2 separate regions of the Homo sapiens genome follow, and region 2 is linked to region 1. The links are chromatin loops, found by intact Hi-C in ENCODE. Cell type or tissue: PC-3. All regions are shown on one strand. Each heading gives the region's core, and the rest is flanking DNA. Links, peaks and the distances in the headings are about the cores only. Region 1 holds the start of DNER (delta/notch like EGF repeat containing). Region 2 overlaps DAW1 (dynein assembly factor with WD repeats 1).

Region 1 (12,796 bases), core at 2,337-10,336:
GGAGGTTATAGCTCTTGCTCCCTATTGTAACTATGACAGGTCCAGGGCTGGATTTTCATCTAGGCACTCTTTAGATTCTATAGCCCTGTATCAAGCCAGCCTGGCTGGCTCAAATTCCAGTTCCAGTTCTCACACTTACTAGCAGTGTGACATTGGGACAGTCACTTCACTTTTCTGTACTTCATCTATAAAATGGGAGTAGGGACAGCACCCAGCTCATAGGACATTGCAAGGATCAGCAAGTTATGTCTGCAAAGTCCTTGGAACAGTGCAGGCACGTGGCAAGTGCTTAAAAGGAGGGTAAGCTACCATCATCATCATCATTACATATCTACAAATTAGATTTTCATATACAGTTTTAAAATCAGCTGAATTTCTCATGATTTAAGATGTTTGCATGTGTTAGAGGACTTTCAGGGCAGTATCAAAATGTGACCTTGGATTAGTCACTCAATCAAAATGAGCTTCATTTTCTGCATTTGACTAAAAGAGATGATGATTAGCTCGATCTAGTTAAGGTAATGAGCATTTGAAATATGTGCAGAAAGTTTACAAAGAAAGAAATGTCACAGGTGCTCAGTGATTTACAGCACTTAATTAATTTAATCCTTCCCAGAACCTTAGTGTGAACATCCCACAGAGACAGGATGGACACCCACTCAAAATTTGGTTTGGACCCTGAGACTGAAAATGGCATGCATACACGCGCACACACACACACACACACACACACACACACACACACAGGATACAAAAAGGTTTACTGCTGACATAATGGGGCTCTCTGGGGAGAGCAGGCAGCTCCCAAATGGGTTTAAATGGCTTCTGAGAACAGGGAAAGGAGACTGGCTTGTGGGTTTTGCTGCATTTTGGGGTTGGGGCTGGAGTAGCACAGGGCAGGAGTTTGCATGGTTTGAACCTCCCACCAGCACCAAAGGAGGGAACCCCTGGGCTTTCTTATCAGCTTGTTTTGATGTGGAGGAAAAGAGGAAGGGGAGAGGTGAGGCTTTAAAGCTGTCAGCAGCAATCAGACATCAAGGAATGGAATCACTATCTTCATGAGGTAGGTCCCATAGATCCCATCGTTGAAGATGAGGAAATAAGACCCAGTAGTTTTAACTTCAGCTTGACTTCAAACCCACACGACCTACAATTCCCAAATCCTAGGAGTTTCCATGACTCAGGTGACAAAAGAAGCATGTCCTAGACCCCATTGACTTACGCAAACTCAATCAGCCAACCACAGAAAAGCTAAAGACATCCTTTTTTAAAAAAGCCTAAAGACAGCCATTTTAATCCTAATTCGTAGTTTATGATTTTCTCAAAATTTCCCCACACACAGAAAGAAACTTCAAGGTTAGGTTCTAATGTTACCATTGCTAACACTATTGTCTTTGGAGAAGGAGGAGTGACGCTCTGTTAAAAGATCCTCTTTACATCCAGGTAAAATTCCATTTCCAATTTATCCAGTGAGCACAAGGTTCTATTTCAGCAACCACATAGTCTGCAGTGGCTAAGATCCAATTTCCTTATCTGTAATTGAGTATGTGTAGTTTCTCTCTCCCTCTCTCCCCTCCCCTCCCCACCACCCCAGGTTTAACTTCTCTTCTGAAATTGTCTTTTGTGTTCTTTGCTGTTCCCATGAAAAATGAGTCTCAAGTCTTACTGCGAGATCATGAACGATTAAATTAAAATCATCAGGAATCCATTTTTATGGATTGTAAGGCCCTGAATCATCTCAGTAAGTTTTTCTGGGTAACCAAGTCCAATCAAGTTCCAAGTTCACTAAGCTTTCCTATGAGGATTACAGTAACTTCACCGCTCTCTCCAACTCACACACCAGGGCATGCAGTATTGCTTCTGCTCAGGTGGATGGTGTTCACACAGCTAAGCCTACCTCCAATGGGAGCTACAAAAGAAATCTGAATCTGTTTTGATCCAGTTGGTCCTGCAATGTTATGTATTAGTTCCTGACTCTTCGGAATGAATTATATTATACATCAAGTCACTACTTAGGACAAATCAAAATATTTATGTTTCGCTGTTAGTCATCTTTAGGTGGCACTAAAGAGCTCTTTTTCTTGAAGATGTCTTATATCTGTTTTTAGAGTCACCAAAAACCATCTCAGAGTTGTGTTAAATTCCCAGTGAGTCTTTCTTCTCATGTAAATCGATGGGCACTCTAACCTACCTTCTCCCATCCATTCCCACTAAACCCTAGGTCCAAATCAACTATTTCTTTGAAGGATAAAATTCAGACGTGTGAATATAACAGCAGTTTGATGGACACACTCAGACAATTCATTTCTTCAGGAAAAGTCATATAAATCATCAATCCACAGGGAAAATTAGCGTGAGTGCATTCCTTGGTTTTTGATTTGCAGTTATTTTGACTTTTGCAAAAGCAAGATTTTGTTCTAATGGTTAGAATGGCTCCAACAGGCATTTCCCCCAAGAAGCTATCATGTCCCAAATCTACTCCTGAGGCTCACATCACACAAATTCTTCCTCCTCCTCATCACCTCCCTTCAAGTAACTAAAGCTTATTGTAACCAGTAAACAAAGAGGAAGAGCACAGTGTTGAAAAGATAGATTCAGTTTGCTAATTTGCTATTAAATGAAATAAAAAGATTCTAGATAAATGCAAAAAAATCTGGCTGTCAAGGTCAAGTTTCTCAATCCCATTTACCTCTAAAAAATGTAAAACCTGTCATAATGAAAGGGCAGCCTTTTTCCCCATTGAAAGAACCTATTTGAGCATTCTCAAAGTAACTCTCCAATCATTGTTATCAAATTTATATGAAACAAACTCCTCCACCCTAAATGTAAGGAAGATAGTATCTGATCCCAAATATCGTCCATATTCATGTGGTTTAATGTAATCATTTCAGATAACTTCATTATTTGCCCTACCCTGCAATACAGGTTTGGGGATTTTCTACCCGTACACACAGTCCTACCAAATTGCCTACTGGAAATGTTGATGTTAATAGGTTTCACAGAGCTTTAACGGACTTGTAAAAGCCCCAGATATTATTTTCTGCCAAATTCTCCTGAAAACCCCAAATTCACGGGCGGCTGCTGGCTACATCCCATCGTCCCATCCCTCGCACCGCCCCCACGCTTTCTGGCGGCTTCCCGGTGCCCTGCTCACGCCCCGGCTGCCAGCCCCAAGCGTGCGCCCCGTGGAGCGTCCGGCAGGAAGGGCGGCCCTGCCAGCGCCACGTACAATGCCCCCTCGAATGCCTCCGACTGTTCCAACACTGCTCCTAAGCTTAGAGAGGGCTGGTCGCAGGCCGAGGGGAGGCAGCTGCCCTCCTCGTCCTCTGGCTGCTTTGTCACAGCCCTCAAGGGCGTAGGAAGAGAAGGAGAAAGTGCCCCACCACCTGGCACGGGGCCCACCATCACCTGCCTCCCACACCGCACACCCTTTACACACACAGGGTCCAGCCGGACGTGGAGCGTGGACCACCTGGACATTGAACACCTCGCCGGGGACGCTCGGAGCCGGCTCCTCCGCGCTGCCAAGGCGGGCACCGCTCAAGTGGTTCTTGGCTCGGCCCGGCCTGGAGGGGCGCGCCACTCAGTGGCCAACCGGAGCGTCTAGAGCCCCGCGCGAGAAGTGCCGAGCCCCGGAGCGGCACACCCCGAGAGCCCGGCTGGCCCCGCCCGGGAACCAGGGCGGGTAAGGGAATCAGGGTCGGCCCGGGGGTCCGCGTCCACGCGGGCCAAGAGACTGGATCCATCTTCTTCCCAAAGTGGGAAAGCCTGTGTCAGGCGTGCCCATTGTCGGGCAGCAGCAGCAGGGCCGGCGGGAAGAGGCTGCTGGTCCCGGACCAGCGCCCCGCACCGCGCCCGCCGCTTCCACTCACCTGGCAGTTGGCGCCGGAGATCCCGGCGGGGCAGGTGCAGCTGTAGCCAGGCTCGCCGGCGGGGGCCGGGTGCTGCGGGTCCGGCTCAGGGCGCGAGGTGCACACACCCCCATTCCGGCAGGGCTGCGCGGCGCACGGCCCGGGCGCAGACAGGGGCGCGGCGGGCACCGGGTTGGCCAGGGAGCTGCCTCGGGGCCCCGCTCCGAGCAGCAGCAGCAGCAGGGCCAGCGCGGGCAGCAGCTGCGCACCGGGCGCCTGGGCGCGGCGGGGCTGCATGGCCGGCCGGGAGGGCGCGGGAGCCGGAGCCAGGACGCAGTGACGGCGGCGGCGGTGGCAGTGGCGACGAGAGCTGCGAGAGCGACGGTGGCGGCTAGGGCTGCTCCGCCGGGCCGGGCGCCTCCTGCAGCTGCGGGATCCGCGGTTCCCCGGGCAACGGCGGGCGGGGCCTGCGGGGCGGGGCGGGGCGGGGCGAGCGGGGGGCGGGGCGCCTGGCGGCCCCGGCTCTGGAGCATCGGGGAGTGGGGCCTCTTTCCCCGCAGGGAGTTGGGATGGGGGTTGCAGGAAGACGATGCGGGACCCCATCCCCCAGGAGTGGGTCGAAGTCACGGGTGTGTCCAGAAGCAGCCCTGGTACAGGGAGCCAGGCGACGCTGGGGCAGGAAAGGGGCTGGAGAGGTCCACGAGTGAGGGAAGCGGGGCTTTGAGGGGCTTCCAGAGCCGGGAGCACCGAGTGCGCCCCAAGGCCCGGGCAGGGCAGGGCGCGGGAGGCGGCAGGGCGCCTCAAGGGAGGGGCGGCGCGCTCGCAGCAGCCACCTTTGGCCTCTTGGCGCAGAATCTGCGAGACCGCCGCGGGGCCCGGCCTTGCCTCATCCCCCGGGACTGCTCCCCTTCCCACAGCGCTTCTCCCGGCACCCCAAGCCCTCCCGCCCGGCCACGGAACCCTGCGCCCGACGCTTGCTCAGCAGCCGGGTTCGCCTGGAAGTGACCTCGCCTCCGCCAGGCGGACCCGGGGCCCTTGTCCTTGGTGCTGACCCAGCTGTCTCATTCTCGCCGGCCCTTTCCAGAGCGCGGGGCCTTGCCGCACCACTAAGGAACGTCTGGCCGCGCCGTGTGAGGCCGGGAAGAGGCCTTGGTGTAAGGCTGTCCACCCCTGTCGTTGAACCTAGGGGGAAACTGAGGCCCAGAAAGTCTGGATTCGAATCCAGTGGGTCAATTGACTCCCAGCCCAGAACGCCCGAAAGAACAGTTCAAAAGCCCAGGTTGGCAGAGGCGCTGCTAGCGGCAGGAATCGCAACAGGGGACTCTGCATAAAAGGAGCATTCGCTGTGACCTACTTCGGAGGGGATGGGGGGGGCGGGCTCTTCTACACGTCCTGGCTGGGCTGGCTGGTGCTGCGACCGCCAAGGAGGCTGCACTCCGCTGAATAAAGCGCATCCAGCCTTGTCTCCTCCACCTGACCTTTCACAATCTCTATTACCTGTGGGTTCCCAGGTACCTGTTACCTTCTTTTTAAGGTGGCCAAATGAAAAAAGAAAATGTGATTCCCCTGGATTGACAGTCTGGGCCAATTTTTTTTTTAGTAAACACAAAAATAGCTTGTTTTGTTTTTTAAAAAAATTAAAGTAAGGACTCCATGTGAACTTCTGCTGTAGGTGTCACAGACGCCAGGGATTGCTAAAAGTCCTCCAGTGGAAACAGAAGGCAAACTGCACGGCTTCTCCCTGTCCTGTTCAAACGCAGAAGCAAATGTCACACTTTTCTGCTTCAGGAGATACCTAAAATTCATGTGGCCATTGCAGGAAATCACTGAACCCCAGACAGATCTGCAAGCGGAGAATTCAGACCTCCAAGTGGATAGAGTTATTACATTTTTCCTCACACCTGCTGTCTTTCAATCTAAGACCTCTTCCTCTTGAAAATTCTTAATTTTGTGCCACGCCAGCACCCTCTGCTGGTACTAGTGTCGTCATTCAGGTGGTTTCTGTGCCCCTGGAGTTGCGTTCTTTCCTGAAACTAACTTCTCTTACCTTAAATCCTGGACTAGTGGATAGTGCTCTTCATTGCCTTCCATCAAGACACACACACAAATGAAGCAAGATGAAGTGTAAAAAGGTTGTGAGTTAATTAAAATCACATTTCAGTTTATTGTACTTTTGCCTGAGCAACCCCTTTGTTTGTGTATTTCATATTATTTTGAAATATAGGATAATTAAAAGTGGTTTTATTTTCTGGATGCTGGTTACTGCATGTTTCAGATAATTTTCCTTGCTAAAAGTATTCTCTTAGTCTTTAATCTTTAAAATGCATATTATGGCAGAGACAATACAAGATCCTTTCATTTTTTCCAGGCTAAAAAGGAAAACTATAATCTTCCAGCACCTTAGCTTATAGGCAGAGCAACATGATTAATGCTGGGGAAAAAGCATATTGATTTGCATGTCCTGGTCCCAAAACATCCATGTACTAAGTGCCATGAAAGTGTTAACTATTATTACTGTTACCACGCTCAGAGAAATGGGTCTTTTCTGTAGATTCCGAAAGCTGATCTGGTACTTTACTGACAGCTTTTCAACCATCTGCAAGATCCCCCAAATACTCAACTAAAAAGTCCAACCAATGTATTACCCTGTCACATTAGCAAAAGTGATTAAAATAATATTGCCTCTATGTTTAAATGAAAGCTAAAAATCCAGGCTTTTATTTTATATTATTCCCAACTTACAGAATATCAAATCTTCATCCTGACCCACCTCATTTCCTTTTTTGATAGAGTCCTTATATTGACAAGTCAAAGGCCAAATATACCAATAATGTATCTTGATTTTAGCAAAAAAAAAAAAAGTGATAACATTTCTCATGATCACCTTATGGAGAAAATTCAGCTAAGTGGACTCAAAACTGTTTAACAACATACCAATCGGGGGGTCACTATCAAGCTACAAGAAGTTTTTAGGGAAATAACCATGGAGTTGAAATTTTTGGCAGCTGATAAAATTCATACCAGAATCAACATGTAAATTTATCTTAATCAGTAAAAATGCTGAGCTAAAATAAATGAAATGGAATATGAGGTGAATGATAGTACATTCGATCTTACTGCTACTTCTTCGTAAGACTTTCTCTTCCTGCCCTCCTTAAAGTTAGATGTGGTCATATTATTGGCCATGGCCATAAAATGTGCAGGGAATAGTATGCCCCACTTCCAGATGGAAACTTTTAAAATCCTGCCCATGTCCCACTGTGTTCTCCTCTCCTTAGCGTGACAACTGGCAAGATTCCAAGAGGTGCAATGGGGGCTCCTCCAGCTTGTGTCTCTGAGAGAGGACAATGTGAAGCAATGGGAACCTGCAATGGGCATATGACATAAGAAATAAACCACTATAGTTTTAAACCACTGAGTCTCAACGATGTAAGATAACTCGAGGCCACACACTAGTAAATGGCAGAGCAGGACTGATTGTTCCCAATGAGCCAGGCAGCACGACTAGTGATCTCACATGTACTATTTCTGCCAGGTAGAAGGCTGGATCCCATTAGAAATTCTAAGGCTTCTGGATTTGGTGGAAAGGAAGAATTTCAAAACAATTTACAGGACTCATTTCTCTTCACAGATCTAGTTTAGAGTTACACCTCAATTGCATTATACCCATAGGTTATTATAAAAATGTTACAAACTAATGCAAATATAATTGTCTTTATTTTTTGCATTTTGTCACAAATGGAGAAAATCAACTTTCCAGGCCAGCAGGTTCACAGGTAGCCAATTGGGAACCACTGGCCTCAATGAGAACACCACTCCTGATGAGGTTTTCATACTCTGTCCACCACGGCATCCTGTGAGAATGCTAGCCTGGGTGCACCGTGTCATCATTCACAGACTTAGAAACTTATATTTAGAAGAAATTGCAAAGGTTACCAAGCTTGATCTCCCAGGATTTGAACTAAGACCCAAACTAAATTATTTATCATAAGATGATAAATCCCCTCCAACTTACCTGGGATTTAGCACCCACCTTCTTTCCAAAGGAATCTAAGTTTTCTGCAGCCATCAGCAGATGGTCTCTCTATTTCCCTCTGCACCTTCATTTGCCTGTAGACAGTGACGTCATTCCTGCTACCCCTTCCCACATCCAGTTAACCTTTAAGGATACAAGAAAACATCCCTCCTCCCTGCAGAGGGTGGGACTGGATGCTGGATTGAAGCTGGAGTCAGCTTGAAAGAAAAAGTTGGCCACGTATAGAGAGAAGGGACACATTGCCTAGTGACAGCTTTCTACCATGAAGAACAGCACCAGCCTACTTTGGCCAGAACAGTTCTATCAGGACCCATGACAACACTGGGCAAGTTATTCTTTTTGACCTTCAGATGTCATATAACATGGAGAGGAGACAGAAACCCCAATTTTATAGAGCTCTAGGTGATGATAGTGGTGATGTAGAGTATTTACAGTGTACCAGACACTAATATGAGTATTCTTTACATATTATCTCATTTAATCCTAATGCCAGCATGATGAGGTAGGAAGTATGACTGGTGCCCAATTAAAGGACAAAATTGAGGTGAAATGAGCTGAAGTAAAATGTCTAAAGTCACTCAGTTTGCAAGAGGCATGGCCAAGACTCAAACATAAGGAGGAGTCTGGCTTAGGAGCCACGCTTTGTTTGAATCTCTACTCTGTATCTGATATATCAATCTCCTACAGTGCAGAGTCTGACACTAAGTAGATACTATGTATCCTTCAATGTAAAGTCTGATACTTAGTGGATATTGCACATGAGCTATAGGGACAAATATAGATATACATATAGAATATATGTACATATGTGTGATGTATATATCATATAAATATGGATGATGTATGTATTGTGTGTGATGTACATCATGTATGTATGTGTGATGTGCATCACATATGTGACATATGTATCATATGTCTGTATGTATCAATAATATATGGTATGATGCACGGTGCTTGCTGGGTTTTGGTTTATTGTGGGGAGGCACTTGAGAGTTTTAGTTAGTTTGCTCACTTGCCTCTCTGCAAGGTAACTACTACTCCTGATTTGTGACGGTGTAAGATGTGAAAATCGGAAGGGACTCTCCAAAGATCTTTTCTGAGGAGGAAGAGGATGCACTGAGGAAGCTAATAGCTGTCGAGGCTGAGTAGCTGCAGAACCAGAATGAGGCTCCAAGCCTCCAAATCACCAGTTTATGCTTTATCCACCTTCCCATAGTACCTTTCCTCCACTTCCAGTATTTCCTACAAAACAATCAATCAACCCAAAAAGGCAGTGTAAAAAATATAAATACTAAGTACATGGGAGTTTTAAGTGTCTTTGAAGAATCGTCATGAAGAATAAATGATTTGCATACATTATAGCCACAAGCACTAGGTAATTATCTTATTCCTTTAATTAGTAGTATCTTTATTAAAATTAGTCATTTAAGTGTTAGCATATATATTCAGATTATTTTATTCTATAATCAATGAACAATTCTTAAATTCTGTTTGAGACAGGTTCACATTTACTTTCTTCCCTCTAGACTTGCTCTGATTTGAATTAAACCATTGTTCCAGCAGCTGTTTAAAACAGTTTTAATTTATTTTACATTATCACTGTAATATTGATTTGATCTAGAGTAGGTTTAAATGAGGTCTTGAATAAAAAGACAGCAAGGAAGCATATCTTCCCTATATAAATATTTCATAAAGCACTTGAGCTACTTCCAAGTGGAAATCAGGTATTTTCACATTGATTCCTGATAACATGAAAATTATTTTAAACTCAATAACTGTTTTTAATTCCCTATACTGGAACATAGGATCCAGTGTCTCTTCTCTCTATACATGGCCAACTTTTTCTTTCAAGGTGATGCCAGCTTTAATCCAGCATCCAGTCCCACCCTCTGCAGGGAGGAGGGGTGTTTTCTTGTATCCTTAAAAGTTAACCAAATGTAGAAAGGGGTAGCAGGAATGACGTCACTGTCTATAGGCAACTGAAGGTCCAGAGGGAAATAGAGAGACCATTTTGCCAATGGCTACAGAAAACTTAGATTCTTTCAGAAAGAAGATGGGTGCTAAATCCCAAGTAAGCTGGAGGTGATTTATCATATAATAAATCCACATAACTGACCCGCAAATAAAGAGATGCAATTTAAGTCCTCTTCTTTGCACCTGAATTTATTCTGGGATCTGAAAATAGAGTAGTATCCAGTCTCTGGGTTTTCCAGACACAATATTTTATGCTTTTATTTCCATATAGAAGGTGTTTGTGTTAATGGCTTAAACAAATTTTGGGTTTATTCTCCCACATAAAAGAAGTCTGGAAGTTGTCAGTCGAGGGTTGATAACAGTGCTGATGACTCACTCAGTTATCAGCCAAGAAGCTTCCTGTCTCTACTACAAATGAAGCCTGAAATATCCAAGCTACATTATCACCAAATTGCCTATGGTGGGACATCTGTGGTTTTCTCCATCTAGTGAGTATCTCTCCTTCTTGGATAGCTGGGGCCCCATTTTGCCATGGGGAAACCAACTCTCAGCCCATGTGCTGCACATGAAACTGACCCCACTGCCAGGTCCAGGAGTAGCCACATGACCTAGACCTGGGCATTCCTCTGGTGACAGATTGGTTCAGAGATGGACATGTGACCCCAGTCACACACCATTGACACCAAAAGCTCAACAGAGCTATATGACACATACAAAAACAATTGATGCAGCCAGGTGCAGTGGCTCCTGCCTGTAATCCCAGCACTTTGGGAGGCTGAGGCGGGTGGATCACCTGAGGTCAGGAGTTCCAGACCAGCCTGGCCAAAATGGTAAAACCCCATCTCTACTAAAAATACAAAAAAAAATTAGCCGGGCATGGTGGCACACAACTGTAATCCCAGCTACTCTGGAGGCTGAGCCAGGAGTATCGCTTGCACTGGGGAGGCAGCCGTGTCAGTGAGCCAAGATCACGCCATCAAATTCCAGCCTTGGTGACAGAGCAAGACTCCATCTCAAAAAAAAAAAAAAAAAAAAAAAAGCAAAATAGGCCAGACGCACAGTGGCTCATGCCTGTAATCCCAGCACTTTGGGAGAGCGAGGCAGGCAGATCACCTGAGGTCGGGAGTTTGAGACCAGCCTGGCCAACATGCCAAAACCCCGTCTCTACCAAAAATCAAAAATTAGCTGGGTATCATGGCATGCACCTGTAATCTCAGCTACTTGGGAGGCTGAGGTAGGAGAAGCACTTGAACCCAGGAGGCGGAGGTTTCAGTGAGCCAAGATCATGCCACTGCACTCCAGCCTGGGAGACAGAGTAAGACTCCATCTCAAAAAAAAAAAATTAGCAAAATAATCCAGCAAATTATTTAAAACTTGATATATAATGACCAAGTAAGATTTATTTCCAGAACAAAAGCATGATTATCAGAAAACCTATTTACCTATATTAACAGATTTAAAAAGAAAAATACTATGGCCTTCTTCATAAATGTTGAAGATGCATTTAATAAAATTCAATATACATTCTTGATAAATAATAAAATGAAAAAAGATAACTGCTACCTTACAGTGCAACACTTCTGTCTCAACCCAAAAGTCAGCATCATGCTTAATGAAAAAATATAAAAAGGAATCCCATTAAAGTTGATAATAAGATGATACCATCATCATTATCATTTAATATTGTTTTTGAGGTATTAAACCTAACCAGTATTCAAAAGCAAATTTATAAATATTTAATTGGAGAGGAAGTAAAATTATTATATGCAAACAATATAATATCATACTTAGAGAATACAACTTAAAATATACTACAAACAATAAGAAAATTCCATAAGATATCAAAATAAATACACAGAATCAAAAACCCACATATATGCAAATAATAGCAGTTAGTTGATGGGGGGTGGGGAATCTCACTTACATCAGAAACAAAAAATTTTGTAATAATTATAACAAGAATGTGAAATACCTATTGAAGAAAATTTTTAAATATAATCAAATGACACAAAATAAACTTGGACAAATGTAAAGACATATCATATACTTGAATGGGAAGATGTGACATCATAAAATATAAATGCCTCTAAGTTAATATGTACATTTAACATAATAAATACAATCACCAGTGGAATTTGGTGAGGGAGAGTATGGAATTGGGCAAGCTGATTCTAAAGTTCATGTGAAAAATAAGCAACCTAAGAAAGCCAAGAAACTCCTGAACAAGAAGGAAATGGGGTGGAACTAACCAATATTAAAACATAATATAAAACTACAATAATTAAAATAGTGTGACACATTAAATAGACAAATTTATGGAACAGACTAGGAGTCCAGAGAAAAATATGCTAAGAGCTGGAAGGTTTGTTCAATGAGTTGTATTGAGATAAGTGAGTCATCACATGGAAAAATAATAGTATTGAATCCATACCTCACAACTTATACCTCAATAAACTCCAAGTGGATCAAATATGTCAAGGTAACCCAAAAGAACGAAGCCTTAAAAATGCAAGAAGAAACCAAGGCAGAATATTTTTGTAATATTGGAGTGTGACACATATCCAGAAGGCATTAAAAAAGGAAAGATCAAAACACGTGTCAACATAAAATTAAAGAATTTCACATGACAAAAATCACCATATGCTATATGAAAGCACTAGGAAAAATCATGTGCATACTTTCTCAAAATCAAAGGGCTAATTTTCCTACTACAGAGATATCTTCCATAAGGCAATAAGAAAGATCATTGACAAACTTCAAAACTTTCTATCCGTTTCAGCATCACCTCTCATAGTGCATCCCAGAGGACACTAGTTTCTTTAGATATTGGCCAACTTATTAGATAAATGCCTAGAAGTGATCATTTGTATTCTGCACAGCAGGTATGTGCATTTATAATTTCAAGAGATAGTGCCAGATTGCCCTCCTTAGACAT
Region 2 (12,796 bases), core at 1,932-9,931, 1.8 Mb before region 1:
AGGGAATAGGGCCCTCTTGTCCTAGTTTTGGGGTGTGGAATGCGGTGATAAAAAGAAAATCCGGGAATCTCACCATGTAGTCGTTCCTCAAGCCCTGAAACCTATAGCCAGTCTACCTTCTTCCATCCAACTTTCTATTATTTTTTCATTGTCTATTGGACAATTTCAAGGGTATTTAGTTATATTTAGAGGGAAGGACCAGGGAAAAGTTTGTCTACATGATCTTGTTTTGGAACTAGATATCACTGCTTATTTTTTGTTAAAAAATTAAAAATTTTAAAAATAAAAATGGAAAAAACTGTGGCAAGGTAGGTTAACTTTTGACATAGGTGGTTATCGTAAGTGTTTTATAACATGTTTGTTTATTTCTATAGGAATTATGTTGGAATATGAAAAACATGGAGAATTAAAGACTAAGTCCATAGATTTGCTTGATCTTGGTCCCAGGTAAGTAAGCTGTAGGATTCAACAAATAAATGTTCACTGGGAAGCCTTGACACAGAGTGATGTGTGGATGAGCTGCATAAACTGCAGATAATACATTATGTTTTAAAAATTGTTCTTCTGTGGTGTGTTAGTTTCTGTTTGTTTCAGGGAGTTGTATCTGAGGGTCTTGCTGAATGAAGAGGAAGTGGGAAAAGGGTTATCACTCTTTTCTTTTTTTTCTAAGGTCTTAAAAAAATAAACCTTTTAGTTTATGATTTTAGAAAGGCCGTGAAGGTAGAGTTTCCACACCCCGATTCCCCTGATGTTAACATCTCAGATTAGCGGTGTACATTTATTAGGATTAATGAACCAGTATGATACATAATTATTAGCTAAGGCCCACTTTATTCAGTTTTTCTTAGTTTTTCCCTAATTCCTTTCTTCTGTTCCAGGATTCCATCCAGAATCCTACATGACATTTAGCCATCATGTGTCCTTAAGCTTCCTTAAGCTGCGACCGTTTCTCAGACTTCCCTTATTTTTGCTGACCTTAATTTCTTTCTTTTTCTTTCCTTTTTTTTTTTTTTTTGAGACAGAGTTTCACTCTTGTTGCCCAGTCTGGAGTGCAGTGGCTCGATCTCGGCTCATTGCATCCTCCGCCTCCTGAGTTCAAGCGATTCTCTGTGCCCAACCAGTGACCTTTACATTTTTGAGAAGTACTTGTTACTGAGTTTTAAGAATATTACTGAGCCTGTTATTTTCTTATTAAATACTTCATAGGGCTGACTGCATATGTTCCTCCTCATTAATTGTCATGGGGCAGAAAAGGGAGACCTAATCTCTATTACTGAAGCTTGGTATTAGCCCAGAGGAAACCTCTTGTGATGTAATAACACCCAGAGTTCATTCTCTTTAGTAAATCTAATGCAAATAGCTGGGCGTGGTTGCTCACACTTGTAATTTCAGCACTTTAGGAGGCCGAGGCAGCAGGGTCACTTGAGGTCAGGAGTTCGAGAGCAGCCTGGCCAATATGAGGAAACTCCGTCTCTACTAAAAATACAAAAATTAGCCAGGCATGGTGGTGCATGCCTGTAGTCCCAGCTATTCAGGAGGCTAAGGGAGGAGAATTGCTTGAACCCAGGAGGCAGAGGTTGCAGTGAGCTGAGATCGCGGTGCTGTACTCCAACATGGGTGACAAAGTGAGACTCTGTCTTTAAAAAAAAAGAAAAGAAATCTCATACAAAACTCCACTTCAAGGCCAAGGCCAAGTGTGGTGGCTCACACCTGTAATCCCAGCATCTTGGGAGATCGAGGCAGGAGGATCACTTCAGGCTAGGAGTTTGAGACCAGCCCGGGCAACACAAAATAGCAAGACTCTGTCTTTGTAAACAAACAAACAAACAAACAAACATCCTACTTCAAGAGAGAGTCAGACTAGTGATTATCCTGTGAGAGCCTAAGTTCAGATAAGGTGAAAATAATCTCAATGGGTGAAAATCACAAAAGAAACAAAACAAAAATGTTGTGTTTTAGGTTTGTGGCCTGAGACCGTAAGCAAAAGGAGCTTTCTTATATGGGCTGCTCTCTAGTTTTATAATGAGTCCACTTGACACCGTAACTGATGAGAGAGGGGCTCTCTTAATCCTGGAGTTGCTGCCACTTGAGAGGTTTGATGTTTCTGGGAGCACGTGTCTAGGGTGGGGCTGGGGCATGGCTCAGAGGATGATGGTCTATGTAGGGTCCAAGTCTTATTTCGGGTGCTTGGCACAAAGAAGGTAGTCAATTGATATTTTTTTAAAATCAAAGAATGAACAGTGGCACAGATAGTTTCATTGAATACAACAATCTTTGTTATTTTCAGAAAAGATGAGGCCTAATATCAAACCCAACCTGTGATTTTTGTAAATGGAACATGTTATTGATTTGTTTGATGATGCTAGCATGCAGGAAGTTTCTTTGTGAGACATTTGTTTATTTAGTCAGCAATTATGTATATGTACCTTCAACACATATGTAAGAATCTAATCTGGGTTAGATTCTATAAGAGGCTATAAAGATATTACTCATAATCCCTACACTTGATAGGCTTTTTGTCTAGTTTGAGAAACAACTTGTACAACATAGAACATCACACAAGTGGTACAGATAAGCTTCTATATGAGAGAATAACCTCCAGCTAGACATTCTGCAAAACCACAGATTTTTATATCTAAGAAGTATGAATTATTAGGTGATTTCAAAAAGGACTTGTGGGCTGTGAATCCAGGCACTCAACACTTTGAAAGTCTTCATATTAACTATAGTCACTCAATCGTGCTGTGCTTTCCTGAGGAGATATAAGGCATAGCCACTCATAAACATGACCTTTTGGTGATATGAGAAAGTAAATAAATGTCTCAAAAAAGTGTGAATTTTATTTCTAGTTTTGTGCAAGAATCTGGAAGTATTGTGCCTGTAAAAACACTGGCACCATAGATGACATGCTGGAATTATTGCATGAAAATCCTACAGGGTTGGAGCGTGTAGATTATCTGGTTAATTTGGATCTTGCGAGGAAATCTGTTTTTATATAAGTTGTTGAAAACGTTTCAAAGGGGCATTTTTACCCTTTTAATTGTTATGAAATTAATTATCTTTTTGACAATGAAATATCTCAGGGTTTATCCAAGTTATTATTATGGATGGTTCCTGGTTCATTTTTGTTCAAAATATTCACTCCTAATCTAATAGATTATGTTTCTTGAGAGCTGGGACCATATCTTTTACACACCCAGTGCTAAAGCAATAGTACCAACTCAATAAATGTCAATTGAATGAGCAGGTTCCTAGCTCGGTGCCTTGCACAAAACTGGAGCTTAATGTTTGTTGATGAGGTGAAGAGGGGGATACTTATCAGGGGCCACATTCATGGGAATTGGATACTGAGACAGAAGTGGGTGAGTCAAAGGTTTATTGGGCAGTGACACTTGTGACAGTCCAGGGCATGAAGCAGAAGCAGGATCAGGCGGGAGGAGCCATCTGACCTCGATGAAGAAGGCGGGACAACAGAATCTCTGCCAATCTGGAAGAGCTCAGGAGCAAAACTTGCCAGCTAGAGGAGTGCCTCACAGGGAGAAACGGCCAGGCTCTTGCTCTGCCCCTGCTCAGCTGTGGACGGAGAGCCACCAGAGAAGAGGCAGCCCTGGCCTGGAATGCCAAGGTACAGCCTGAAAGAGCTGCAGCTAGAAGCTGTCAGGCAACAAAGCTCCAACCCTGACTCTGGGCTTGATTCTTTCTTAAAGGTGGGGGAATCTGCATAGTGCATCTTCTGGACACGTGTGTGACATGATTTGTGAAATGGCTCTTTTTTGGATGCTTCATGGTGTATATACATTGATACCTTTTTTTGAACGAATATTATTCTGTGCCAGCAACATTTTTCAGAATTTCTATGAATTATTTGAATGCTAGAGAAAATTTGAATCTATCTGTATATTTTTCAGACCAGTTATCTTTCAGGGAAACAATATTTTAGTCTATAATAAATATTAATATTAGTCTTATGATGCTTTAAATTTATGGTTAGGCATTTTTCTCTTTTCCTAAAAATATTTTAAATCTAATCTTTCTGAACCTCAGTTTCTTCATCTCTAAAATAATTATGATAAAAGCATTACATTAGCAGATTGTTACAGGATTAAATAAGAGAACATATGTAAAGTGAAAAGTATGCTGCTGGGAACATTCAATACATGTTCATTCAAAAGAAACAGGAAAGAAAGAAAAAGAGCTCATGTTCAGAACTAGTATGGACTAGGCCTTCCTAGGTGTCTTCATTCATTTTGTGCTGCCATAAAAAGAAAGACCTGAAACAGGGTTATTTGTTTCTCGTAGTTCTGACTGAGAAATCCAAGATCAAGGCCCCTACAAGTTTGGCATCTGATGAGGGCTGCACTCTGCTTCCAGGATGGCACCTTGATGCTGCGTCTTCACATGGCAGAGGGCAGAAGGGCAAAAGGGATGAACTCTCTTTGTCAAGCCTTGTTATCAGGGCTTCTAATCCCATTCAGAAGGGCTCCACCATTGTGACTTAATTACCTATTCAGGCCGCACCTCTTAATGCTGTGACATTGGTGAACATGTTTCAGCATGAATTTTAGAGCGGACGCAAACATTCAAACCACAACACTAGGTGAGAACATTAGACTCTTGGCACACCCTCCATGAAACAAGCCTTAGCTTTGGAAAAATATGTTGTAGAAAATCCAAGCTTCTTGCTTTCCTGCCATCATCTATTTACTGATTTGTATGATCCTCCCCGCCCCACCCCCAGATATCTCTTGGGAAAGATAATGGTGTTTTTGACATTTTATAAATGTGCTTCATGAAGCAATACAATCAATTCTTCATGTAATATAGGTATATGCAAATTTTGACATAAAATAAAAGAAACTCTTTTTTGGGTGTATTTCAGCACTGATGTCAGTGCGTTAGTAGAAGAAATCCAGAAGGCAGAACCTCTACTCACAGCTTCACGAACAGAGCAAGTCAAACTTTTGATACAGAGGTTGCAAGAGAAACTCGGCCAGAACAGCAATCACACGTTCTATCTTTTTAAGGTAATGGATTTAAAAACAATCAGATAGAAGAATTTCAGTGAAATGATTGATATTTTATTAATTTTTCTTTCCCTAAAAATATTTTTTCATGAAAAAGGCATGTCAGTGATTGATTGTAGTGCCTCACATATGTTTGCTAAGATTGTCCCAATAATTATTTGTTAAATGAATGAGTGAAATCCAAAACACTTATTCCTTGAGAGGTTAAATAAAGATTTCAGCTCTTCATATAATGATAAATTTAAAGGGTTATTATTATTAAGATAGTTTTAAGTTATGGAATAACTAAAGCTTTTTTTCTAGTTAAAGTAACGTTAAGAAGTTGTGTTTTATGACAAATCAACATTTCGTATTTTCTGCTTTCATGTGAACTAAACCATATTTCAGTAAATTATTTATTTGTATGACATATAATTTTAATGTGATGTAAATATGCTTTTTAAATAGTTTTTTTGATGATTAAATATAGCAAATATAGTCGTTTAGTACTTCAAGGAAAGCTTTTAATTTTCCTTTGTCATTACCTTAGAATTACTTCATATTACACTGCTTTTATCTTTTATGATTTAAATATAATTATGATAGTAACATATAATTATTAGTTATAGACTCACCTGATACAAAATATCCAGGCATTCGTTTCTGGAAGAGGATGTTATAGTCTTGTAACATTTCTTTGTCCAGTAGGTGGCACTGTTTAATTTCAAATATGAGCTGTATAACTAGCGTGTCTCAATTTATTCTCCAAAGGGAACATTTTTGATGGTGAAAGTAGATGCTATTCATAGTTACATTTTGGTAACAGACATAACTTGGACTGTCCCAGCCCAGCCAATCACTCTTAATAGATTGTCCAATTTATGTATATGCATTCAATAAATATTCATTAAACATTCACTGTATGTTAGATGTTGTAGGGATTGAAAGATAAGGAAGACATATTCTGACACTAAAGGAGCTTCAGGATTCATAAAGTCATAATACATTGTCAAATCTTTATTGAAACATATTTAGTGTATTTCCTACATACCCAGTTTATACATGTATACAAAACCACATGCCATATGTAAAAGAAAATGTTACAAATTAGTGCTATCAATAAGATGCCACATAGCACTGTCTAAAGGTAAATCAGATATTGCCTGTTTCTGATGTATAATTAAGAAAAAATTGAATGTCTTCATTGGTTTGAAGTTATAACTAACAAATTTAATTTGGTTTGAGTCTAAAAAATGGTGTTTTCTTTCACTGAAGGTTCTCAAAGCACATATATTGCCACTGACTAATGTTGCACTTAACAAATCGGGCTCATGGTAAGATTCTCTTTTTATGTCTAATTTTTAGCAGTGAAACAAATTTCTGTGTTTATTTATCAAAGATTCCAGTTAGATAAGTACATAATATATTCATTTTTCTGATTTCAGTACTCCCTTGGATACTGAGGAGAAATATAAACCCTTTCTCCCACTCTTCTAATCTGAGTTTTCTGTCGTATTTGTGCTGCAGTGAATGGGAGGCATATTGGGTTCTCAGCAAATGTAGCTACTGAAGAACTCAACTCAGGAATGAGTCGGGCAGGGTGGCCTCATATCTAACTTGGTTGGTTGTGATCAGTCTATTCAGAGCAGGCACTTTCCATCTAGGTCAGTGATTTGGGGTATGGCAAACAGCAGCTTCAAGTCTCTGTTGAGAGCATGGCTGTGATCAGCTTGGGAGCTGACGTGCTAGGTAGGAGAGATGAGGGAGAAGTCTCGTCTTGACCTACAGACATAAAATAAACACAAACTAGACATAAAATAAGCAGTTTGCTAAGGCTTCCATAATAAGGTAGCACAAACTGAGTGGCTTACACAACCAAAATGTATTGTGTCACAGTTGGGGAGGTTAGAGGTCAGAGGTCAAGGTGTCATCAGGGTCAGTTCCTTCTGAGGCCTTGGGAAAGAAGCTGTTCCACAGCTCCTGTAGCTTCTGGTGGTTTGCTGGCAATCTTTGGTGTGGAGAAGCATCACCCTGAGCTCTGCCCTCATCTTCACATGGTTTTCCCTGTGCATGTCTGTGCCTATATGGCCTGTTCTTATAAGGATGTATTGAACTAGGGCCCACCCTACTGCGGCATGATCTCATCCTAACTTAATAATTTTTTTTTTTTGAGATGGAGTTTCACTCTTGTTGCTCAGGCTGGAGTGCAATGGCACGATCTTGGCTCACTGCAACCTCCAGCTCTAGGGTTCAAGCAATTCTCCTGCCTCAGCCTCCTGAGTAGCTGGGATTACAGGTGCCTGCCACCACGCCCAGCTAATTTTTTGTATTTTTAGCAGAGACGGGGTTTCTCCATGTTGGTCAGGCTGGTCTCGAACACCTGACCTCAGGTGATCTGCCCAACTTGGCCTCCCAAAGTGCTGAGATTACAGGCGTGAGCCACCACGCCCAGCCGTAACTTAACTATTAATAATTATATCTGCAAGATCTTATTTCCAAATACATTCACATTCTAAGGTTCTGGGGGATTATGACTTCAACATATAAATTTTGAGGGCATATATTTCAACCCATAAAGTATCTATAGTATATATGTGTATAGTTGCAAATGCGAGTTTGCATCTGTCCAAAGGTAGAAGAAGTCTGTGGGAGAAGATGGTAGAAGGAAAATACCTAGGAGAGAATCAAAGATACCTTGTCTTGTCAACCTGCCTGTTTAGTTGAGTTTCGCTATTAGACTTTTCTTCACCTTTTCTTGTTACCACTTGACATTCAGACTGGCTTTTCAATTTTGTGGGTTGTTTTCTGTGCTGGGGAAATATATTTTTGTTATACTTTTGAAGCAATATTTTGATTTCAGAGATATTTTAGAAAGAAAGTCTCTTTCTTAATTGAATATTGAAGGAATGATTAAGATGCTGCTATTTTACATTACACTCTATTCACTATTCCTGTAGGAGAATAGCTATGTTAAAGGAACCATTCATTTGTTTATTAAACAGAATATAGGCCAGGTGTGGTGGCGCACGCCTGTAATCCCAGCACTTTGGGAGGCCGAGGTGGGCAGATCACGAGGTCAGGAGTTGGAGACCAGCCTGGCCAACACAGTGAAACCCCATCTCTACTAAAAATAAAAAAAAAAATTAGACAGGCATGGTGGCGCACCTCTAATCCCAGCTACCTGGGAGGCTGAGGCAGGATAATCGCTTGAACCCCGGAGGCAGAGGTGGCAGTGAGCTGAGATCGCACCACTGCACTCCAGCCTGGGTGACAGAGCAAGACTCTGTCTCGGGGGTGGGGTGGGGGTTGGGGGAGGGAACAATGGAATATATCCCAATTTAGACATTGTTCTCAATTTAACTTTTTGTTCTGCACACATGATTTCCATTGTAAAAAGCATAATAGGCCAGGCGTGGTGTGTCACACCTGTAACCCCAGCACTTTGGGAGGCTGAGGCAGGCGGGTCACTTAAGGTCAGTAGTTCAAGACCAGTCTGGCCAACATGGTGAAACCCCATCTCTGCTAAAAACACACACAAAAAATATAGCCAGGCGTGGTGGTGGGTGCCTGTAATCCCAGCTACTCAGGAGGCTGAGGCGGGAGAATTGCTTGAACCTGTGAGGTAGAGGTTGCAGTGCGCCGAGATCACGCCATTGCACTCCAGCCTGAGTGACAGAGCGAGACTCCCTCTTAAACAAACAAACAAACAAACAAACAGCATAATAAATAGAGTTATTATCCTACAGGTAAAACATGAAGTCTTTATTAACACACTGCCATTCTTCCCTGCAACGTGTTTATATTCCTTGTGTTAGCTTTATCACAGGAAGCTATGATCGGACGTGCAAGCTCTGGGACACTGCGTCTGGAGAGGAGCTGAACACGCTGGAGGGCCACAGGAATGTGGTTTATGCCATAGCATTCAACAATCCTTACGGGTGTGTTCATCCCTTCACTTATTTGTTTATTAATTCATTTATTCATCCCTCCATCTGCTTGGGGAGAAAGGGAAGAAGACAAGAGGTCTAAATTTATTGAGTGCTTGGTATGTGCTTTGGAAGCCTTTTAAATACCTCCTTCAAAGCTTAAAAGGGTCTTTGGGTTAGCTATCACTATCCGCATATAGAATACAAGGTTTAAGGCTGGGCGTGGTGGCTCACGCCTGTAATCCTAGCACTCTGGGAGGCCGAGGCGGTGGATCACTTGAGCTCAGGAGTTTGAGACCAGCCTGGCCAACGTGGTGAAACCCCATCTCTACTAAAAATACAAAAATTAGCTGGGCTAATGTATGTAATGTATGGTGGCGCATGCCTGTAGTCCCAGCTACTCGGGAGGCTGAGGCAGGGGAATCGCTTGAACCCAGGAGGCAGAGGTTGCAGTGAGCCCAGATCGCACCATTGCACTCCAGTCTGGGCAACAGAGTGAGACTCTGTCTTAAAAAAAAAAGAATACAAGGTTCAAATATGCTTCCAAGGATCGCACGGTAGTAAAGAGGAGAGCTGGAGTTCGTGCTCAGGCAAGACTTGACTCTCAATCCTTGGGAGTTCCGACAGGCACTGCCTATTGATGTTCACAGCTCTGGGCTGGTGCCTCTGGGGGAATGTGACAGACACACACAGCATGGTTTACTTCATTTAGAAGTTAATTTACAGTCTTGCCAGGCAGGAAAAAAATGTGTGTGGTAACATGCTAAATAACAATACCAAGTACAACAGAAGTATTTTTAAACCAACCTCTAGATAATGAACAGGAGATTGCACAGTGTCTTCTATTCTTCCTCATGACACACTGCTGATTCCCATGGCACCCTGAACATCTATAGCAGTGAACATACCCGCCGGAATGGGCATCCTCCTCCTGCTGGTTAGGTTCTAAGCTGATCAAGAGTTAGTTGTATTTGTCAACCAATGCGCTTATGTTGGTTGTACTTTCAATTGTAATTGTGTAACATAACGTGTAATTTAACTAAATATTACATAAACCAATAAAATATGAGTGTGAAAAGAAAGCTGGTCTTTTCTAGGGAAGCATAAATAAGGCAAATCTTTGAAAAATTGTTTCACAACTAAATGAAGTTGTGGAGGAGATCAATGTTCAATTGGAAATCACACTGTCAAAATCTAGAAAAATTCTGTACTCAGATTGTTCTGCACGTATGTTTAAGTTCTTTAAGTTCTCATTCCACTTGCAAGAAAAGAAAACTAGATATTGTAGAGGTTTGATACGATTTCTGAAAGACAGATGGTGAACTCCACTTAGCTGACACACAGTCAAAGAAAGACAGTGGCCTCTTGTGAAAAGATTGGCAAATAAATATATATTTATATCTAATGGAATATACCTTTTTTAGACAAGCAAGTATTTTTTCATGATTGCACATGCTAAATGAATTTTTCCATAAAGGAAGCTGGTTCTATAAATATGGTTCATTTACTATAGTGTTATGATGACTAGAACAAAACAGTAAATGATTTAACAATTAAGACAAGAAAGTGATCACTGTGATTTCTCCTGGTAAGAGTCTTTGGAGATGGTGTGAGCCGAAAGAAGATGCCAGAAGGATGGAGGGTGGTGAGCAGTGGAGAGGACACACGGGGCAAAGAGACCTCAGCAGCTCAGTGTCTCCAGGAGGGGATTCATCGGGCACACTCAGTGGCCAGTCTCTGTAGTGACTCAGTGGCCAGTCTCTGCAGTGAGCATTTCATGTTGAAAAACAGAAGTGCGTGAGGTCAGAGCATTCAGTGGAGTTTAAACTCTGTCCTGTGGGACCAAGTTGCCATCAAGGATTTGGGAACAAAAAGGGGAAAAATGAAAGTGATGTTTTAAATAGAAGGATAGCTCTGGCAGACAGAAGAGGTCAGAGGGTTTGGATGTGAGAAGAAACAAGACACAAGGAGGTCATTTAGGATGCAGATATGACAATACACTCATGATACCATAATACACTCATTGCTTGGGAAGGGGCAGGAAGAATAGAGGAATTTCATAAAAATTTGATACACTTAGAATAGACATTTTATACTACAGTTAAAAAACTTGATATCTAGGTTGCCAATATAATATCTTTTAGAAATGTAGTACCCTTTCAAAACATGTTAATTGTGATGGCACCAACTTAAATTGGTACATTAAAGTGATTAAGCGTTCCAATTAAGTTTTAGAAAATTTAACTTTGATCTATGCATTTTTATATTCCAGAGAATGACAGTTTTTATAATACCTTATTATGCCAGCTTATGAAAAGATAAAGATTTTATTGAAATTATAAATGACACTATTTTACATCTGGTATAATTCCTACTTTCACTGCAATGCTATTTAAAGGATATTCTCTATAACATAATGCCATATCCTTTAATAGTCTACTTAACAAACATGATGTGTTTGGGTGTCTATCTGAGAATGAAGTTTTCTCTTGTTGGGGAGGTGAGGGATACTTTTTGACTCTTCAACTGAATTCTACCAAGAGCCCCTGATGAAAAACCCACGTGTCCAATCAGTTATCTTCGCCTGATGATTTATGTATGCGTGAATGCAGTGTTTCTCATTGCACTTTGGGGTCATTGGGGTTTCAGTAGCATAAATTCAACACAATCACCAAAGAATAAGAGGGAGTGTGTGTGTGTGTGTGTGTGTGTGTGTGTGTGTGTGTATGAGAGAGAGAGAGAGAAAGGAAAAACTTCAACCAATTTACTGTTTATCTGCTTTATACCTTAGGGCAGGAGTAAGCTTTGACTCAATAAAGTAATTCTCAACACATTGACATGAGAGATATCTTCTATAATGTGGTGTCATGTGGATATAGAGAACAGTTTGTGATAGAATAGATATCAGTCAAGAAACAACAGCAACTCCACACTCATGTTTGAGGGCCAGGAAGAATGGAAAAATGAATTGAGGGAACTGATAAAGAATGTACATAGTGAGACCTCATCTCTACAAAAAATAAAAAAAAATTTAGCCAAGCATGGTGACATGTGCCTGTAGTCCCAGCTACTTGGGAGGCTGTGGTAGGAGGACTGCTTGAGCTCCGGAGGTTGAGGTTGCAGTGAGCTGAGATCGCACCACTGAATTCCAGCCTGGGTGACAGAATAAAATTCTGTCTCAAAAAAAGAAAAAAAAAAAAAAAAAAGCACAGGGCTTTGAGCTTATCTTGAGCACGTATTGGAAGACATCAGCAGCTGAAGTAAAATGCCCTGGGCTGGAAACCAGAGGAGAAAGCTAGGTCAGACACTCTGTTAGGAAGCTTTGGGTGGGTGAGTGTTTGCCAGTACAAGCTGCCCTTGGAGCATTGACAAAGAGGATGGCACTTTGCTTTAGTCTGAGAGACCACCTAGACACTATAGAAATATGGGTGTCCTGGGACAAGGGGGAGAATCAAGGCATCAATGTTAGTTTGGATAAATATACATTTCTAGTCTGCTTTAGGATATATGTGTTGGGTTGTGAGATCTCTTACACTTTGGGAAATTGAGCTTGTACTGTAAATGATAATCCAATTGGGTGAACATCTTGAAGAGCTGGTGTAAAAGACAGTTGTAAGCCAGGGTTAAAAGAAAGGTTTTAGTTCCAAGATCAAAGGCCAAACAGGGTAATCTACTCTTGCTTGTTGGTTGTTGATGTTAGCTCTGCCCCGCAGTCAATATGAGAAGCCTCTTAGTTGAAAGTGACTGAAGTCTTTGTATTTCCTTTCTAAACCCTCTTACAACTGGAATAATATAGGCATTATTTCCTTAAGAGGACAAGCACCGTCTAAATTCTCAAAACCTTATTAACCATATTTTTAATGGGAT

The links. Peaks named below come from ENCODE experiments on the same cell type or tissue, not always from the same donor. Only the 100,000 strongest peaks of a DNase experiment are listed, where the experiment ranks them.
Region 2: a loop joins it to region 1, with 5 times the contacts of the local background. A loop is called at or near these places in 5 of 110 quality-filtered maps.

What each region holds. Positions count from the first base shown.
Region 1 is chr2:229,710,276-229,723,071 of GRCh38, forward strand. It overlaps DNER (delta/notch like EGF repeat containing), which reads right to left and starts at 4,280. Exons shown (of 13, transcript NM_139072.4): 1 at 3,873-4,280. The coding sequence starts at 4,148. RefSeq lists silencers at 4,111-4,220, 4,291-4,350 and enhancers at 4,188-4,962, 4,963-5,736. In PC-3, for the core only: CTCF peaks have their summits at 3,578, 5,817 (motif pointing left) and 6,017; a DNase peak (open chromatin) is centred at 5,836; H3K4me3 peaks cover 1,939 bases; H3K27me3 peaks cover 1,663 bases.
Region 2 is chr2:227,884,977-227,897,772 of GRCh38, forward strand. DAW1 (dynein assembly factor with WD repeats 1) reads left to right here. Exons shown (of 13, transcript NM_178821.3): 2 at 375-447; 3 at 4,880-5,024; 4 at 6,279-6,337; 5 at 8,819-8,941. Among named protein-coding and RNA genes, the nearest start is that of DAW1, 20 kb to the left of the region's middle. In PC-3, for the core only: a CTCF peak has its summit at 5,722 (motif pointing right); no DNase peak of the experiment used is centred there; H3K27ac peaks cover 689 bases.